Linked DNA regions of Homo sapiens: region 2 is linked to region 1. Evidence: chromatin contacts called from ENCODE Hi-C or POLR2A ChIA-PET data. All regions are on one chromosome and are shown on one strand. Each heading gives the region's core, a stretch centred on a gene start or an enhancer-like site at or near the end of the contact. The rest is flanking DNA. Distances are from core to core; before and after follow the strand shown. Region 1 holds the start of NRF1 (nuclear respiratory factor 1). Region 2 holds the start of LINC-PINT (long intergenic non-protein coding RNA, p53 induced transcript).

Region 1 (2,659 bases), core at 45-2,544:
ACACCAGCTCTAAAATAAGCAATTAATATATTCTAATCTAATGCTTAAGAAGAATGGAGAGCAGGCAACAGCTCCTCCAACTGGTTGGAGCAGATATCACTGGAAGCCCCCCAAGTATTAAGATTTTTAAACAACTTCAAGTTCTGGTGGGCACAGCCAAATACACTGCAGAAACTTTGGGACCAGCAGCCACGACACAACAGGTGAGAGAGGCAGCAGACATCATTGCACGATGGAGTGCACAACATTCAATGACAAACCCGAAAAGGTCTGGGGATATGGGAAAATACCATGCACACGGCCATCTCAGAGCCCCTGTCTTTCCAGTGGCAAAAGGTTCTGTTCCTTCGGAGGGGCGTGCCACTCCCCCTCTCCCTCACCCAGGGGACCACCACCCCAGGCACAGGAAGAACCGCGGCCCCTCCGCGGGCACATCTCAGCTGGGGAAGAAAACACAATGTCGCTCCTTATTTCTGCGTACAAAAGGACTTTGCGCCCTCCTCCTCGAACTGCCGCCCCGGCCACCTCCTAACTTGCAAGAAGGTGGGCAACGCGCCATATTCCAGCGTCCCCCAGTCTACCTGGGTAACAAGCCCACGCCACCCCGGCAGGAGGGAAGCTTCGGAGGTCGCCCAAAGAGCCAGCCTCCTCTCCCGCAGGAGACAGCGGCTCCCGCGCCCCAGCCCGGCCCCACCGCGCCGCCCGCCCGCCCGCCCGCGTACGAGAGCCGGGAAGGGCCGAGGGGGCGAGCCGAGAGCCGCGGCTCCGGTCCCGCGCAGCCCGCCCACCTCCCGCTCCCGGGCCCGGCGCACTCTCCCGCGCCTCCCGCTCCCGAGCTGCGGGAAGGCCGGGCCCCGGGTTCCACGGCGGGGAGAAGGCCGCGGCCCCGAGAGCCCCAGGCGGCGGAGGAGGCCGGAACCCTGGGGCTCTCGGGAGGGCAGCGCCTCCCTCCCGAGCCCGCCAGGACGCCTGGGGCCTAGTGCGGCCTGCGCATCCTCGGGGTGGCGGTTTGGCTGGGCCGGGCCGGGGCCCCCCGCCCGAGGCGGGCCGAATCCGGCGGGGGCCCAGGCCCAGAGCCGGGGGCGGCAGGGTGCCGGCTGCGGGGCGGGCCGGCCGGCCGGCGGGCGGGCGGCGTGTTGCGGCTGCGCCGGGGCTGAAATAGCTGGAGATTGCGCGGTAGGGCACTCACCTCAGAGCGGCTGCGCTACCGTGGGCCTGCGCCGTGGAGACTGCGACCGCGCCGGCTCCTCGCAGCCTCCTGCCACCAGCGGCAATGGCGAGCGCTGCCGCTTCTGCCGCCGCCGCCGCCGCCGAGGAGGGGGAGGGGAGGGAGAGGGCACGCACGCGACGCACGGCCCGGCTTCCCCGCCCGGCCGCCGCCATGATGAGGAGGTCGGCGCGGCTGTGCTGCGGGCAGGCAGCGGAGAGGGCTCGCGGCGAGGGCTCCAGCTTACCCCGCCGCCGCGTCGCGTGCACGGAGCGCTTCAGAGGTTTGGAGGGGGCCGGAACCTCAAAAGCAACTGGATGAGCACAACGCGGACGCCCCGGAGAAGCGGCGCAAGCGGGCCCAAAATGGTTGCTGATCAGACGAGTGGCATCTCTCGCCCCCCTACCGCGGGAATTGGGACCTCCAGACTGTGCCTGGGGGATCGGCAAGTGGTTCCCCTCTGGTTTTTTCGGCGCTGCCTTCCCGGTGGTATCCTCACTCTCTCTCTTTGAAATGACCTCTGCTTTCCTATCTCTAACTCTTCCCAGATATTTGAAAGCAAGTTTTTGTACAAAGCAACATATGAATGTATTCAGCCATTCGATCGTTCGGCGAACATTTCTAGGTGTCTCGTGCTGTGCCAGATATTGTTCTGAGTGCGCTGAAGATGCACCTGTTAGCAAGACAAAGTCCTGGCTCCCACGGAGCTTATTCGAAGCAATAGGGGCCCCCAAGCAGGTGCCTGAGAAGTAGGGAGGGGTGGACAGTGGGAAAACAACCTAACGGTGGAGACACACGAGGGGTCTTTTTTTACTTTTAGAAACGGGGGTGGGTGGTCACCCTATGTTGCCTAGGCTGGTCTCGAACTCCTGGGCCCAAGCGATCCTCCCGACTCAGCCTCCCAAAGTGCTGGTATTACAGGACACCATGCCCGGCAGAGGGGTCGTTTTTGTTGTTTTTTTAGTGTCGTCAGGAGACTCCCTCCATCAGAATTACTCAGGCTGATTGTTTTGAGTCCTGGGACCCAGTTGGTATCCAGAATCTTGGCTTGTTTGCCTAGGAACCTGCATTTTCACATCCCCATCTCCACACCCCTGGTGATTCTTATGCATATAATAATGTGAAAAGCATTGCATTGAAGAATTGCTAAAGGGTGTCAGAAAACGGATTAACAAAATCAGGAAGCTTTAATTTTCAAGATTCTATTAACCTCAAAATTCAACATATCCAAAAATTGAATGTCTTTTTCTCCAGTGTTTTCTAGGAGAGTGCCAACACTAGCCACCCAAGTGCTCAAGCCAGAAACCTGGAAATGATCCATTACTCTTTCCTCTGTCTCTGGAGTCCCCATGTTAAATTAGATGTGTTTGTTTGTGAGACAGATTCTCACTCTATTACCTAGGCTGGAGGGCAGTGGTGCAATCATTGTTCACTGCAGCCTCGACCTCTCTG
Region 2 (2,659 bases), core at 63-2,562, 1.5 Mb before region 1:
GAGCTTGGGTTCCCTAGCAACAGCATGTGCTTTTGAGACAGTCATTAGCCTTTCAGTTAATCCCATCAACCCCTTACCTCTAAATGTATGACTGACATAAAAAAAATGATGTTTTAGAAAGTGCTTTGAAATTTCCAGGAGTGCAATGGAAGGGAATAATCATAATTAAAAAGTTGTCTGGAGAACTACACTCCAGTGAAGGAAGTAATGTTCCTACGTGCCAAGCCTGTCCGTATATTTCCCTGCTCTCAGTTGTAGGTTTCTGAATCCCCTGTGGCAAAGGGCAAGGGAGGTGAAATTGTTCAGAGTTTCAGGCAGTCTTCTCACCTAAAGTGAGTAGTATTGCAATGTCTCTTGGAATCATGGCTCTGAAGATGAGGAGAGAAGCGGGATGGGCAGTTTGTGTGGTGAGGAGGCTGGCTGCAGGTAGGCTGGGAGGGAATGTCACACATAGTTTTCTTTCTCCTTTAAGCCGAATGAGGTATGCTGGTCAAAGGAACTTGGGGAAGGAGGATGGTGAGGGGAATGAAGTTCTTCTTCCTATTGATTGTTTTGTTGCACCAGAGGCTGTTTGTCCAAGGCCACTGGCCAAGAGCATTATTTTCGTGGCTAAAGTGAGGTTGGGCAGGTTTCCCATCCCTTTCACTAGTTTTGAACAAGACAACCCAGAAAGCGCAGCAAGGCTCTGGGAATATGATGTGGGTTGGCTTTTCCTACTCAGCTGCACCTTAAAGCGCCAGGCCGATGGGCTGATACTTCTCAAACCCTGAATCATTGCCTCCAGCTCTGTCCTGGGTTCAGGATGCACCACTCCACCCTCTGTGTAGCTTGGGGTCAACTTCGGGGCGTCACTCCAATAGTAATTATTGCTGCGTTTGGCTGGACATCCTTATTACGGCCTGGGTCCCTCTCAGCTGGAAACTGGGCTCCTTCAGTTTGGCTGGGGTGACTTCTAGCACTTCCCGCCGCCCCACCTTACCCCCCTGCGCGCTCCCTTCCCAAGGCGACCACCTGCACCGCCCCACTTACCATCTGCCCCGCGGGGAGGGCCCCCCGGGCTAGCGGAGCCCTCCCTGCTCCCGGGCGGCTCTGGAGGAGCTCGGTGTTTGCCTCTAGCCCTTCGCTACCGGAGGATCAGGTTCCTCCCCTCCTCCCCCTCCAGCTCCGGCCGCCGCCGCCGCCGCCGCCGCCTCCTTCTTGCATGACACAGCAGAACCGCAGCTGCTGCAGCAATTTCAAGCCATCCGCCCAGGAAGCGCCGCAACCGGGACTCGGGAGGGGTGGAGGGGGCGAGGCAGAGGCCGCGGCCCCAGGGGATCCTTGGCCCCACTGTGCACCACACACTCCTTTCCCAGCCCAGGGGCACGCGAACAAAATGAGGCTCAAGCTGACCAGGCCGAGCCGGAGGAACGCTGGGGCTTGGCAGCAGAAGGGATGGGACCAGAGAGAAGGGTGTGGAGGAGACCCCAGTGAGGGCCAGGACATTTCAGGTAAAGAGAGGTAAGAAGAGGCCCAGAAGTCAAGGGCCAGACTGTGAAGGTGATTAGAGGTCAAAAGAGGTAAGGAGGTAGAGTTGCAAAGAAGAGAGGCCGAGCTGGGAAGGGCGTGGGGGTGGGGGTAGCTGCAGGGGAGGGTGGGGGGTACAGTCTTTGGGGAGGCCCGAGCTGAGCCCCCAGGCAGAAAAGGGGCTGAGTTGGGAGGCAAGGGAGGTAGGAGGAAAGGGATGAAAAGAATTAGGCATGAGATAGGAAGGTAAAACTTGGGAGAGATATTATAGAATTAGAAGGGTTGGAATGGAGCTCATTCATCATGGCTGATGAAGTAAACTGATGAGGTGGAGAGAGACAGAGTCAAGGCAAGGCCAAACGAAAAGATCTTCCATCCCACTCTTCAGTTTCTTGCGAAGTTTTTCTTGATTCCGCCAATCCACACAGTTTCCTTTATAAAATGGAAAAGCATGAACTAAAAAACCCAGAAATAGCTATCTGGCTTAGATTTACAGGATAAAATCTCCATGTCTGTAAAAACTTTAAGGCAGAAATTTGGGATTTATGGTACAAACCCTTTAAGGGACTGTGAGTCAGTAATACCCACAGCACTCAACATTGTGAGTTTCCACACATCCCTGGACTTGAGTGAGTCTTTCCAAGTGTTTGTTAATGGTACAAATGATGACAAAATTAGTGGTTCAAAAATATTAAAGTGCACATGCTTTTTGCTTTCTCTATGTATACAGAGATTACATATATGTATACTTTCTAGCGTCTAGCAAGTATGGTATGGCTAGGGATAATTATGTTTTTCTGATTATTTTGTTTCCCATCAAACACCCCACGAATTTTACAGCAGACCGCCTTCTTGTCACCATTTGAAAGAATGTGGTCAGAAAAGTAATGCAAAAACTGCCACTTTGGTTTTGTCTGTACCTTCCAGGTCATATCTCCGTACCTCACTTCCTGACACAAACAAGTTTTCACTGTTGTCAGCAACAAAGCCCTAATATAGCTGCGGAAGAGAAAAACTGCATTGCATTTTGCCTCCTGCAAGCATCATCAACAGTTACTGGAGGAACGTAATTCCAGAAAGCTTGAAAGCCGTGGTGATGGTAATTATGTATCAAATGCCTGGTTCTATTTCTGTTATTATTGTTTTGTCATTT

What was found. Hi-C counts contacts between places; a loop is a spot of excess contacts on that map. ChIA-PET counts read pairs that join two places held with the same protein, here RNA polymerase II (POLR2A). Pooled maps may share reads with other maps.
Region 2: a loop to region 1 is called in a pooled map, with 7 times the contacts of the local background. The contact joins the promoter of LINC-PINT here to the promoter of NRF1 in region 1. A Hi-C loop is called at or near these places in 7 of 50 pooled maps. POLR2A ChIA-PET finds 5 or more read pairs at or near these places in 2 of 52 experiments (GM12878 and activated T-cell).

What each region holds. Positions count from the first base shown.
Region 1 is chr7:129,610,355-129,613,013 of GRCh38, reverse strand. NRF1 (nuclear respiratory factor 1) reads right to left here and starts at 1,294. Exons shown (of 11, transcript NM_005011.5): 1 at 1,190-1,294. RefSeq lists enhancers at 7-146, 1,827-1,876 and a silencer at 447-1,436.
Region 2 is chr7:131,108,578-131,111,236 of GRCh38, reverse strand. It overlaps LINC-PINT (long intergenic non-protein coding RNA, p53 induced transcript), which reads left to right and starts at 1,312. Exons shown (of 8, transcript NR_170176.1): 1 at 1,312-1,500; 2 at 2,434-2,659. It also overlaps a transcript of MKLN1 not described here. RefSeq lists enhancers at 1-65, 2,460-2,659 and silencers at 957-1,106, 1,187-1,236.